2 separate regions of the Mus musculus genome follow, and region 2 is linked to region 1. The links are chromatin contacts, found by Hi-C or POLR2A ChIA-PET in ENCODE. All regions are on one chromosome and are shown on one strand. Each heading gives the region's core, a stretch centred on a gene start or an enhancer-like site at or near the end of the contact. The rest is flanking DNA. Distances are from core to core; before and after follow the strand shown.

Evidence for each region. A loop is a pair of places that touch in the nucleus more often than their neighbours do. ChIA-PET counts read pairs that join two places held with the same protein, here RNA polymerase II (POLR2A).
Region 2: a map of left cerebral cortex shows a loop between it and region 1 (6-fold over the local background). The contact joins the promoter of Cep97 here to the promoter of Nxpe3 in region 1. A Hi-C loop is called at or near these places in 10 of 37 maps with a recorded cell type or tissue (CH12.LX, T-helper 17 cell, T-helper 2 cell and 4 more). POLR2A ChIA-PET finds 5 or more read pairs at or near these places in 3 of 5 experiments (Patski and embryonic stem cell).

What each region holds. Positions count from the first base shown.
Region 1 is chr16:55,892,312-55,899,414 of GRCm38, forward strand. Nxpe3 (neurexophilin and PC-esterase domain family, member 3) reads right to left here and starts at 2,968. Exons shown (of 6, transcript NM_001134457.1): 1 at 2,617-2,968.
Region 2 is chr16:55,931,562-55,938,664 of GRCm38, forward strand. Cep97 (centrosomal protein 97) reads right to left here and starts at 3,287. Exons shown (of 11, transcript NM_028815.4): 1 at 3,192-3,287. The coding sequence starts at 3,234.

The DNA of each region.
Region 1 (7,103 bases), core at 1,718-4,217:
TCGAGCTATGTAGGAACTGGAAGCATGTCAAGCAATTTACAATTTACTTAGTTATTAAACTTTTCTGGAAAAAAAGTCTTAAAGGGCTGCAAGAGTTTTCTCATCTCTAGTCATATAGTCTCTCTCTCTCTCCTCCTCCTCCTCCTCCTCCTCCCCCCTCCTCCCCTCCCTCCTTCGCCCCCCCCCCCACCTCCTCTACATTTCCACCAAAGAAATAAAAAAAAGAGGAAGTAACTGTTTCTGTTTTCGAAACGTGCACTATGGGGTGAAGGTTCCAGTTAAGGGACATCTTGAATCACTTTCCAGCTCGAGGTTGGCTTTTGCCGTTGCACTCTGCAAATGAATTCTCTTTATACCTTAGTAAGCCAACACCTCTTCAGTATGTCTACAGCTTAGGGCTTGTACTTTGGCATTGCTTGCTTTGAGACCCGTGTTAATGTTTGCAGCCGTCTAAATATGCATGACCCAGAGAGTGGCATTATTGGGAGGTGGGGATGGACTTTGAGACCCTCCTCCTAGCCACATGGGAGTCAGTTTTCCCCTATCTGTCTTTGAATCAAGATGTAGAACTGTCAGCTCCTCCAGTCCCAGGTCTGCCTAGACTCTGCCATGATTATCATCATTATCATAGACTGAACCTCTGAACCTGTAAACTAGCTCCAGTTGAATGTTGTTCTTTATAAGAGTTGCCTTGGTCAGGGTGTCTCTTCACAGCAACAGAAACCCTAACTAAGACAATGTTTATGTATACATTTTATCTTCATTTCTTATCATACTGCACTGAAATGCAGACGAGCTAACGTCATCCTCTGAACTTAGAAGGGATTCATCTAAATTATCATCTACTATTTAAAATTTTTAATTATTTTTATAATTTACGTGTATCTGTGTGTCCATGTATACCACAGTGCACACACCTGTGGATGTCAGAGGACAACTTATAATAGTTAGTTCTTTCCTCCCATGGGGGTCCCGGAAACTGAACTTTCAAGGCAAGAAGGTTTTCCTGCTGGGTAGCCACCTCCAACCCTCATCTGTTATTTTACTGGATATTTTCTACGCCAGCTACTGTTGCTGTTCTTCTCATTCCTCAGTTATTTTGATTTTTCCCCTGGAAAGCCTGATCAGATTTACTCTCTTTATTGTTTAGAGGTGGATCCGAAAGAACTCCATTTTTACAACGCCAGTTTCTGCTGCCTCTGAACTGTTCCGTCCCAGGCTCCAGCCGAAAGGTTCAGCTCTACACAGACACTGATAGTGGTTCCAGTCTGATAAAGTATGTGTCAGTGCTGATAAAGGCTTCTTTAAAGTACCTACTGCTCCAGTAGCCTTTGGCTGGAAATCAAACACACACTATTATAGACCTTAGTGAGAGACGAGGGTATACATTTAGAAACAGGTAAGAGACATTGTTAAGTGTAACCTGAGGGTAGTTGCTACCTTGTAAAGGTAGGCTCTTCGGTTATTAGAAGTGATAATTCTGTAAAAAGGGGCCAGTGAGGTGACTCAGCAGATAAAAGTGCCCTGACCAGCCCAGCAGTCTGATCCCCCAGGAGCCACAAGGTAGAACCACATTCCAGCGTTTGGCCTTGGCCTTTGCTCTCTGCAAATGAATTTTCTTTACACCTTAGGAGGCCAACACCTTTGCTGGTTCTGCTTTTCCTATGTCTACACCTTAGGCTTGGATCCTTTGGCATCGCTTACTTTGAAACCCTTGATATCCCTTAGATAGCTACAGTAGACTGCCAAGTAGAAGAACCACTAAATAGAGTGGCCAGGGGGCATTGCTTACTTCAGTTGGCAAGGGCTAGTGGTACTAAAATGAATTTTGAACTGTGCCTTGCCATGGTCTCTCAGGACAACTGGATTCTGGAGCACTAGGAACAACCATTCCCTCTTCAGTGACCTTCCTTCAGCTCCTTTCTCAGTAGCCGATTACACACTTGGTCAACCCAGAAGAAATTATGAAAACAACAGACATGGAAAGAAGATAGTAAGCCCAGTCAAAAGGGGACAGAGCCCCCCACACTGCTGGGTTAAAGTATGGTGTGCCCTCCCCCTGAGAGGAATCAGACAGTCATGAGGGTCCTGGCAACCTGCCAGCTTCAAAGACACCCTAATATTCCAAATGACACATAATGCCTACAGGAAGAGAACACAATCACCAGGCAGTGTGATTCTTCATCCATTGGGAACACGGCAATAATCTATTGTTGATGAAAAGCAAGGGGGAAATTACACTTTCATATACATTTTTGCAAAATCCTGCCTCACAACCTCTCTGAGCACCACTGCCCTTCTGAACTTGAGTCAAGCAGAGACAGAACACAAGCCAAGATCTCAACATCCCACAGAGGACTGTCACACACATGTTCCTCCCTGCATGACTTCTCTGATGCCTCCAAAACTGCAGCTCAGTAAGGCCTGGGTAGTCCAAAGTATGAGGAGACAACAAGATAAGAAGCAGCTGGCGCCACAGCAGCGATGAGACTGGCGATAGGGACCAAGTGCAGTGTCGCCAAGCTCTCTGCACTGGGAGTGGAAAAAAGAAGAGAAGTAAGGGGTGGGGGTTGGGGGGAGGAGAGGGGCCTGACTGCGCTCTCGGGTACAGGTCACCTGAGGTGCCTGCTACCAGGCGCTGCGGCGCTGCAGCAAGTGGAGAAACTGAGGATGGAGATGTTCAGGCTCGCCCTGCATCCTCTCTGCAGCGGCTCGGATCATCCGGACCTTGGCAGTCGCAGCCCAGGGCTGAAGCTCTGCCTGCGTCTTCGACCGGGGCCTCGGCTCCCGGGCTCTGGAACGCAGTTGGGACTCCCGGGGCCGCAGCTCCCTACACCCGGCCGGGGACGTTAGGGACCCGAGGTCCGCGCGCGGAACACAGGGCTCTGCAGCTGCGGGGCGCACGAGGCACGCCGCACCGGGCGCTCTCGGGACAGGCTCCGCCCCGCCGCGCGCATAGTCGCAGCTCGCACTCACCGGGTCTCCGGTCTCGCTCGCCGCTCGCCCTCCCACGGGATGTGGACGCTCCGATCGGGGGCCTCCGCGCCAGGCTGTTCTCTCCCGGCTTCCTGACCGCGCTACGGAGCCTCACCCCCGACCCCCGGCTACGATTGGTCCGACTATGGGCGGGGCGGGGCGGAGCGGGGATGTTGACTGACAGCCGCGCAAGCTGAGTGATGTGCCCAGTGGCGAAACAAGGAGTTGGCACTGCCTGTGCTACCCGACCGCCCCAGGGAGCTTGGGTTAGGATGACTGTGTACCTCCGGAGATACACTCTAGCCCGAGGGCTGGACCCTTTTGGAGACACAAATACAGATGACCTTCGGACATCAGCGTTTCCCCGGAGCGTCCCCTCAACCGATTCTCTTCCTGAGAACTAACCACAATGCTGGCCTAGCAGTGGCGGAGCTGCTGGTACCAGAGAAACACTGCTTGCCAAACGTGAGCATAGAGATCTTGAAGCTTCTCTCTTTGAAGTTAGTTCTTGGCAAAAGCGCCAGGATATTCCACCCAAACCACCCTCAATGCTGGATTACCCTAGTTTGGACGTTTTATGTCAAAAGCAGCTTGGTGAATCTGAGATACTGAGAGGAGTTTCTAGAGGACAGAAAGGCCTGTGTGGGACAAAAGACGTTCCTGGCTTAGAGCACAGTGGGGTTGGACTTACTTTTAACCAGAGCAAAATGCTGGGGGATGGGGTGGAGTCTGGGGCTGGAGAGATGGCTCAGCAGTTAAGAGCACTGGCTGCGTGCTCTTCCAGAGGTCCTGAGTTCAATTCCCAGTAACCACATGGTGGCTCACAACCATCTGTAATGAGATCTGACGCCCTCTTCTGGTGTGTCTGAAGACAGCTACAGTGTACTCATATACATTAAATAAATACATCTTTTTAAAAAATGTTAAAAAAAAAAGTCTGCCCTCAGACTTAGTCCCAAGTTGAAGTAGAATCGATATGAATTCCAACTGTCATTAATTATCATTATATTTATTGACAATGGAGCTATAAGAGCCTGAGGTCAGGAAGAACAGAAGCAAAACAACTGTCTTCGGGGCATAATAAGACCACTGGGTTCATGAACGCAGAGCACCTGTGCTTGCCTCTACAAGACTTGAACAAAACCAACCCACCAACATTCTCACATGGCAGGACAAAGGGTTCATGTGTACACACACATTAACTGAAGACCCAATGATGGCATCTGGGAACAGGAGATACTGTTTTCCTAAGGGTATGGACCCTGATAGGTCAACCACTCTCCGGGGAATGGCTTCCCACCTGTTAAGTGTTTGTGTAGCACAAACTGGACTAAGTTGTTTGTTTGTTTGTTTGCTTGTTTGTTTGTTTAAATTAAGAGAACACAGTGAAGGGAGTTGGAGATGGATCACGGGGGAATAGAGAGAGAGAAAATAATCAAAATACATTGCATAAAGTTCTAAAAGGATCAATAAATTTATATTAAAAACTTACAGATTCTGCCAGGTAGTGGTAGCTCACATCTTATTTCCTAGCACTCAGGAAGAAAAGGAGGGCAGATCTCTTACGTTTGAGGCCAGTCTGGTCAGCGCCTGAATTCCAGGACAGCCAGGGCAACACAGAGAATCCTTGACTTTACAAACAACAAAAGTAGCCGGGCAGTGATGATGCCTGCCTTTATCCCAGCACTCGGGAGGCACAGGCAGGCGGATTTCTGAGTTCAAGGCCAGCCTGGTCTACAGAGTGAGTTTCAGGACAGCCAGGGCTACACAGAGAAACCCTGTCTCGAAAAACAAAAACAAGAACAAAAACAACAAAAAAGTATAGATTCTGAGAATAAGTACTAAGTGAGTAGTGGACCCTTGTCTGGTATGTGCAAGGCTCTGGGCTTGATCCACCCCCACCCCCACCCCTGGCCCCCATCACCATCAGCTAGCTGAACATGCTTCCATTTCCTGAGCCCATGCACTGAGCAGCAGTGAGGGACAGGCAGCAAGTGGCATCTCTATTGTCAGTCTGCCTATGCCTTGAGGTTGAGCCCCTGGTGTTACAGTCCCCTTGTAGGCCTTCATCAGCATCCTTAACAGACAGCCATGTACACTACAACTCTCAGCCTGGGGTCTGAGGATTTGCTGCATCTCTGGTTCCAGGGATGAGCATGTTCCCTTTTGTGAGGGGGGTTGGTTTTTTACAGCCTTTTTCCAACTTTAAGCTCTGGTTTCTCTATGTCCTCTTTCTTCTCTTCCTGCCCTGGGGTTGCTTCAGCTGGTCAACTGCTTTCTTCATATGTTCAGGCAAGCCATTGCCTAAGGCTGACTTTTCCACAACTTGATAGCTTTTGCTTGCCTGAATGCTGGGTGGTTGCCTCTCTTGAGACTACCTTCAGAGACCAGGCCACACACTGCAGCTCAAGAGTAATGGCTCAGGAAAAGGAAGCATGTTCAGCTAGCTGATGGTGATGGGGGCCAGGGGTGGGGGTGGAATGGATCACGCCCAGAGCCTTGCACATACCAGCTGGCATAATGGGGCACACCTTTAGTCCCAGCAGAGGCAAGTGGATGTCTGTGATTTCAGAGGTCAGCCTGGGTCTACATAATTGAACCAGAGCTACACAGTGAGACCCTGTCTCAAAAACAAACAAGAGAGAGAGAGAGAGAGAGAGAGAGAGAGAGAGAGAGAGAGAGAGAGAAGGGAGGGAGGGAGGGAGGGAGGGAGGGAGGGAGGGAGGGAGGGAGGGAGAGGGAGGGGGAGGGGAAGGGGAAAAGGGGAGGGGGAGGGGAAGGGGAAAAGGGGAGGGGGAGGGGAAAGGGGGAGGGGGAGGGGAGAAGAGAAAAGAAGAGAAGAAGAGAAGAGAAGAGAAGAGAAGAGAAGAGAAGAGAAGAGAAGAGATGAGGGGAGGGGAGGGGAGGGGAGGGGAGGGGAGGGGAGGGGAGGGGAGACGAGACCTACTCAGCACCATGCATTGTGGCAGGTGGAAGACGTCCAGAGGCCCTCCTGCCTATGTCCCAGCCCTCTATGGCACCACTACAATGTCCGAGTATGTGATGGCAAGATGGGAAAAGGAAGGGAAGGAGGAACAGCCTGATGTGAATAATCTGAGATGTCACCTAAGGCTATGGTGAAATCCCAATTCATGCTGCCAAGAGAGTCAGACGTCGGTGTCCATGTCTATAGCCCATGTTACTACCAAAGGCCACGTAGACATTCCGGGTCTGGTCTGACCCTTGAGATCATATTGATGTCCAGGACTGTCCAGAATTGGCCCCACCCCTTGCCTGGGCAAAGTAGGAGAGCTGGCCCTGGTGGTGTGGACACAGGAGAGCTGATGGGCAGCCAAACTCAGCTCCCATCCGGGCCCATATCCAGAGCTTTGAGCTGGCCCACCTCAACATCTACTCTATCTATGAACTGCCGGAGCATGTGAGGGCCTGGTCCTGAAGGATCTCCATGACTCAGGGCAATAACAGGATGTCAGAGAGTAGTCCTGTTGAGGATCCAGTATTGGTAGTGTAGCAGAAGCCAGAGGCCTCCAAACCAGACCAATGACTCATTACATTGGACATTTGCCAGGAAAGATGTTCGGACACACGGCAGCTGCCACACACAGCGAGATGATTTTCCTTTGTTCTCCCTTCTTTTATTGTTTGTCTGCTTTCTTTTGGGGAGGAGGTTGCAAGGTTGGAGAGCAGATAAAAGGGACAGGGAGATGAGTGGGATGGGGGTGCATGATGGGAAATACACAAAGAATCAAAAAGATTTTTTAAAAAAAGAAGAAGAAAAGGGAAGGAAAAAAAAGAATATGGAGAGTAGGTAGGCATCATATGCTGGGCACAGGAAAGATCAAGGATCACCAGCCAGAGGACATCCATTCGTGAGTACGAAGGGCAGGCACCTTCAGAGGCTAAGGCATGACTTAATACACCTTCAACATACCTGTGCCTTTATTCTCAGCTAAAACTTCTTGGTCCTCAGCTGGCAAGATGGCTCAGTGGTTACGAGCACTTGCTCTAGAAGAGGACCTGGGGTGAGTTTCCAGCACCCCCACACGTGGTGTTTCACACTATTGGTAACTCCAGTACTCTCTTCTGGTCTCCATAAGCATACACATGTGATGCGCAGACTCACATGC
Region 2 (7,103 bases), core at 2,037-4,536, 40 kb after region 1:
CCATCACCTCCTGGCTAATTTCCCCCTTTTTTCAATCTTTCAATTTTTTTCTTTGTCTTAGATTGGTTTTTGTTATTGTTGTTTGGGGTTTTTGTGTTTTGTTTTATCTTTTGCTGTTGTTTTCAGACAGGGTCTGATGCTGGCTAGGCTGGCATAAACTATGTATCCAAGGCTAAATTTGAACTCCTGATCTTCTTTCCCCCAACTCCCAAATACTGGAATTATAGCTATCATCACATCAGACCCTAAAACTTACTTTTTTATATAGAGATCAAAATGTTTATAACCTAACTTCAAGTACATCTTCAAGAGCCCAAAGTCGTGTGCACGGGAGTGGTGGGCAGTGTCTATCATGCATGCCCAGGGAAGCCAGAGGAGAATGCTGGGTGTCCCGTTCTGTTACTCTTTATTCTCTTGACCCACTCTCTCAGTGGGCCTTAAAGCCTAGCGCTGGATTGGAAGTCAGCAACCTCCATAGCACTAGGTGCTGAGCTTTTCCATGTATGCACTAGGTGCTGGGGCTTTGCCCATGGATGCTGGGGATTTGAACTCCAGTCTGCACACTGTCACTTCGAGTGTTCTTACCCACTGAGCCATTTCTACAGCCCTCACTTTGTTTTTCAAGGCAGGATCTCTCACTGGCCTGGAGCTCATCAAGCAGAGTAAGCTACTTGGCCAACAAGCACTAAGACTCCGCCCATGTCACTTTCCCGGCACTTGAGACCACAAGCTCCTGCCACCAAGCTCCACCTTTTACTTGGGTTTTGAGGATGGAACTCGGGGCCCTCATGCTTGTCACATACAGCAAGCACTGTGCCAACTACTCTCTCCCAGCGACTTCGAAGTCATTTTGAAAATCACAGTGTAGATAATTAATCGATGGAATGCAATGATTTTCTAATTTCACAAGGTTGCAGGCAGCACTAAATAAAGCACTTGTAGCACAAAGTCAGACTGTAGCCCCTACCCCCCACACTCCCACCCCCAACCCCAGCTAATCACAAATCCAGACTGTAGCCCCCCACCCTTTTAATCACTTCAGACAAGTTTCCTTCTCTTTTTATCATTTATTTTTCAAAGTCTGAAACACCCAAAACTAAGGTGTTGGCAGGTTTGATAACTGAGACCCCTCTCCTAGAGGCTGGCTGACTCCTCGCTGTGTCCTCCCATGTCTTTCCTCCAAGAGTCACTCTCTTAGCCTCTCCCCTCTCCATTTCTTCTTTGAGTTAACTTTTCTATTCTACAAGACATAGATGACAGCCAGGCGATTTTTAAAGTGCCAACCTCTCTTCACTTTCAAGGTCAGCTCCGTCTATCTAGTGAGTTCTGGGACAACCAGAGCTACATACTGAGACCCCCCTGTCTTGAAAAAACAAAACAAAACAAAACAGCTAGGCAGTGGTGGCCTTTAATCCCAGCACTCCGTGGCAAAGGCATCTCCTTGAGTTCAAGGCCAGATTAGTTTTCTGAACCAGTTCCAGGACAGCCAGGGCTACACAGAGAAATCCTGTCTTGAAAAACAATGGGCTGGAGAGATGGCTCAGCCGTTAAGAGCACTGGCTGCTCGTCCAGGTTCTGAGTTCAATTCCCAGCAACCACTTGGTGGTTCACAACCATCTGTAATGAGGATCTGATGCCCTCTTCTGGTGTGTCTGAAGACAGTGACAGTGTACTCACATACATAAAGTAAATAAATCTTAAAAAAAAAAAAGGCTGGAGAGATGGCTCAGAGTGGTTAAGAGCACTGACTGCTCTTCTAGGGGTCCTGAGTTCAATTCCCAGCAACCACATGGTGGCTAACAACCATCTGATGACCTCTTATGGTGTGTCTGAAGGCAGCTACAGTGTACTCATATAAATAAATAAATCTTTTTTAAAAACTATAAAGTTGTTTTTTTTAAAAAAAAAAAAAAAAAGTGGATGAGCCACGTGCACAGCACAGCTCACACCTTTAATCCCAGCACTGGAGAGGCAAAAGCAAGAGGATTTCTTTGAGTTTTTGATCAGTCACAGCTACATAATGAGACCATGGCTTTGAAAAGAAAAAAGAAAAAGAGTGAGAATATAATATAAACATTGTTCTACATAAAAACATGAGATAATGGGAGAAAGGCATCCAAAATATCATCTGGCTCTTTGGGGGCGGGGAGAATGGCTCTGTAAGTGCTTATTGCTGCTGTTCTCGGTGAGCTAGGAAGGTTGAGAAAAGAAGCTATCAGAGTGGGCGGGGCCTGAGTAACTGCCAATTTCAATTTTTCGATCAGACTGGAGCTACCTTGGGATGTAATTTTTCGGTTCTGCGCTCCTAGAGGGTTTCAATGCTTTTCGGTTTTCTTATCACGTGAGGCGTCGTGAGCCCCTTCTTCGAGATGAAAACTAGACTGTCCTGGAAAAGCGCACCTAGCGTCCGCACACAATTCCTAAGTGTCGACACATGTTTTAGCCGAACTCCTTCCCGTAGGAACTCAAGGGTCTCCGGGTTATGAGCCTCAACTCTACCTACCCTGCTCTGCCCCAATCGGGCCAGCTGCTACCACGCCTCAGAGTGTAACCAAAACAAAAGCTCTGAGGTCGGCGCCCCACGGAGGCATCTCCCAAGCACAGGCGCACCCCCCAACCTGGGCTCTGCCAAACAAAGACCAAACTCGACCCCGGGACCCGGCCTGCAGAATGATCGGGGAGCAACGCGTGTCTGGGTCATTCTCAGATTCTACCACGGCTACTGGTCACTTCCAAAGAAGAGTTCAAGCAGACTGTGATGCGGTTTCAGATGAGATGCTTCCTGAACGTTCTCGGACGAGAAGGAGAGGCACGGGAAATAAAAAGGCTGCACTAATTTCCTGTGGGCACTCGGAACTCAAAGTAAACGTCCCAGAAAGGTCACCGCAGTCCGAAGCCCACTGCCCCCAGTCAGGCTAAGGAGAGCGCGGGACAGGGGCGCCGGGCACCGCGAAGGCTCCTGGGGACTGAAGTCCCTCATTCAGCCTTCACAGTAATGTTGCGGGACTGGACCAGACAGCGGGACTACAACTCCCAGTAGGAAGTGCGCCTCCGTGTTGCTTACAGCCCCTCATCAAAAGAACTGGTCCAAAACTGCACCTCTAAACCCAGGCTTTCTCTTTACACCAAGCAACTGTTTAATATGACATACTGAAGTAAACTTTGGAATTTAGGGGTAGGGATCATCGTACCTTCTCCCGGAGCCAGAGCCCCGTCGACTCGCGCCACCGCCATACTTGCCGCTTGCTAATGACACCAGGCAACCGTCTTCTGCCGTTCTGTAGAGCATGTAGTCAGCAGTGGGGCGCTGCAAACTACAACTCCCAGGATGCACAGCACTCACTCGACCCAATTGGCTCCCTGATGGGACTTGCTGGCTACAATGTGGGAGGTAAAGCTTAGAAGACCCGGGTTGACACCTAAAGTTGATCTGGTGAGCAAGCTGTATTGTTAGATAAACCATTTCACTCCAGGGCCAGGTGTTTGAGAAATTCGACACTTTTACCACCTGGCACATTATAAAGACGTTGTTTAAAACTGAATTTGAGAACTCATTGCCAGAAGTCTCTATGGCAGCTACCCATTTTGACAATTCTGAATTAAGTTTAAAAGGTTTTAGCTTCTCTATAGGAATGACAGTGAAATATTTTGACATAGTCAAATGGATACGTTATATTTGCAATTTACCCAATCTTACCTAATTAAATAGATTTAAAGCCTCAGAAACTGATATTTTTGTTTTAAATGGTGGTTCTTACACATTGAACAGTTTGGTCAAGGAGTATATTTGATACATATGTACCCAGAACTTTTTCCAGAGTATTCAAAAAAGTTTAAAATAGTTTCCAGAGTCAGGAATACTTACTTTACCTGGTTGGGAGGGCACAGGCTGATCTTTTTTTGATTTAACTATGAACTCGGTAATCGGGAACTAGAAATTACAATCTTTGGACAAAACTTGACAGGGGAAGTAAAATTAAGCTAGGGTTTACAAGGTAACTCAATCGTACAAAGGGGGCTCCACTTTCTTTCATCAACTGCTCAACGTACTAAAAGCTACTCTTGGTGTTCGAGAAATTCAACACTTTTACCACCTGGCACATTATAAGGACATTGTTTAAAACAAACTGATGTTGAGAACTCATTGCTAGAAGTCTCTATGGCCGCTACCCATTCTGACAAGTCTGAATTAATTTTAAAGGGTTTTAGCTTCTCTATAGAATGACTCGCTATAAGGCTCTCTCTGAAGTCTGAGGATTCCTGTTCAGGAAAATTCAGTAACTTGGTGCTTCTAGCTTTTCAGGCTCAAAATTCTAAGAGCATTTCCTCTTTCCTGGTTCCCTTTGGCATCACTGCCCTTAAAGACCTTTCTGTTTCCCATTGCTTTAGTCTAAAGATACTTTTCTATTTCTGAAGAAACAATAAGAATTCCCCCCTTCATTTTAACCAGTAGACACCTTACTTGGAGAACAGTCTTACAACTTTATATGTCTGAAAACAAAGCAAGCCTGTCGTGGTGGCCCAAATTTTAATCCCATCAGTTGGGAGGAAGACTATATATTGTTAGATATTGGAAGAGGCAAGCAGGAGGATGTCTGTGAGTTCAAGGCCACCTTGGTCTACATAGTGAGTTTAATCATAGCCTGAGCTATGCAACAGAGAGATTCTGTCTAAAAACAAAACAAGTACACATGTACACACACACATCAGACACACACACACACACACACATCAGACACACCGGAAGAGGGCATCAGATCCCATTACAGATGGTTGTGAGCCACCATGTGGTTGCTGGGAAATGAACTCAGGACCTCTGGAAGAGCAGCCAGTGCATAAATTAAAACAATTGGAGAGGATGAAGAGACAGCTTAGCCAGTAGGGGAGTTTGCTGCCAAGACTGATGATCTGAGTTCAAGTCCCATAACCCACACAGTAGAAGATGATCACCCACTCCTGAAAATTGTGAATTGTGTTCTGAGTTCCACATGTGTGCTACCTCATTCATGGAGAGAGAGAGAGAGAGAGAGAGAGAGAGAGAGAGAGAGAGAGAGAATATGTAACTTAGAAAAAGGAAGGGCCAGGAGAGAAGTATGCCAAGTCCAGCCTTGGCCACATAGAGGCACCTTGTCTCAGAAACAAAAACAAACAAACAAAAAAAAAAAACCAAATAACAACATCAGCAAACAAGAATAACCCAGAGAACCCCTCCACAGGGTGATCACATACTGGGGATGACCATGCAGTTGTGTCCGGCTTTTCATCACTGAAGAGTGTTGTCGTTCACAAAGTTCACACGAGAAGCACTCTTGTCTTGTTCACTGTTTTTGGTTTTGGGTTTCTGAAACTGTTAGGGATCAAACTAGGCTCTCTTCATCTGAGGCAAGCACTTAACCACTGAGATACATCCCCAACTCAAAGAAAAAAAATTGTTTTAAACTTTTCTGTATTTTAAGGTTTTTTGTTTGTTTGTTTTTACAGAAGCTTTGCATTTTATGAGGTCTTATTTGTCAATTTTTTAATTAATTTTTTTCTTGGATATTTTCTTTATTTCAAATGTTTTCCCCTTTCCAGGTCTCCCCTTCAGAAACCCCCTATCCCATCTCCTGCTTTTTAGGCTTTTTTGAGACAGGGTTTCTCTGTGTAGCCCTGACTGTCCTGGAACTCACTCTGCAGGCCATGCTGGCATCAAACTCAGAAATCTGCCTGCCTCTGCCTCCCAAGTGCTGGGATTAAAGGTGTGCGCCACCACTGCCCAGCCAAAGGAGGTTTTTCTTCAGAGGAAGAGGAAGGGGCTGGTGAGATGCTCAGATGTTAAAAGCTCTTGTTTTGCTGAGGAACAAGTCCCCGCACCCACACTTCAGTTCCAGGGGATCAGATGTCCTTTTCTGATGTCTACAGGGAACCATGAAAATGCAAAATGCACATATATACATGCCGGCCAAACATTTACACACATAAAATAAAAACAAATATTTATACAAAACTGTTAATGTTTTTAATGAGGAGAATTGTGTCAGATAGTTTGAGTTACAAGAAACAAAAAAGAAAAGAAAGGAAAAAGGACAAGATGCTAAAGAGATGTTTTAATGGTTTAAGAGCACTGGCTGCTCTTCCAGAGGACCAGAGTTCAGCTCCTAGCACCCACATGACAGCTAACAACCATCTGTAACTCCAGTCCCAAAAGATCCAACACCTTCTTGTGGCCTCCATAGGAACTACAAGCATATAGGGCACAGACAGAACACTGATACACATAAAATAAGAATAATAAAATCACACGTGCACACACACACACACACACGAAATGATTTAAGTGTGCTTACAACTTTACATCAGGCTGCATTCACAGCTCTATGACAGCACTTGTGGCTCACTGAACACAGGCAGGCCCCCAACAGTCCTGCTCTTACTTCCTTAATCTCCAATTACTTTTCCCAACACTGCAGCCCCATAAGTGACGCCATGCACCTTCCTCAAGGAAGCAGACCCAACAAGAGGGACGAAGTGGTACATCCTATGATCACTGCACATGAGAGGCAGAAGTAAGCAAAAATCTCTGTCCCAGCCTGGTCTACATAGTAAGTAGCAGAATAGCCAGGGCTACATAGTGAGACTTTGTGTCAAAAAGAAAACAGAAAAGAGAGAAGGGGGGGGGGGAGAAAGTAGACTCAAGGCTTGTTCTCCAGGCTTTACACAGATACACACATGGATGCCTAGTGAGTAAGCGCTTACTGTTTTCACACAAGTCATCGTCTCAGAGGTAGGTCTACTGTATGGCGCCTAGACTGGCCTGGTTAAGTGACATTCAGTATAGCTAAGGGAAGGTAAGGGAATATTTGGTTAGCCTTTGTTTCACCGGATTGTTTGTTTGTTTGTTTGTTTGTTTGTTTGTTTTCCTGTGTTGGTGGTGATCACACCAAGTCCTTAACATCATGGGCAAGCAATTTACCATTGAGCTACATCCTCAGTTTATAGGAAAGGGTTTTTTAAATATTTATTTATCTAATTGTACATGAGTAACACTGTAGCTGTCCTCAGACACACCAAAAGAGGGCATCAGATCTCATTACAGATGGTTGTGAGCCACCATGTGGCTGCTG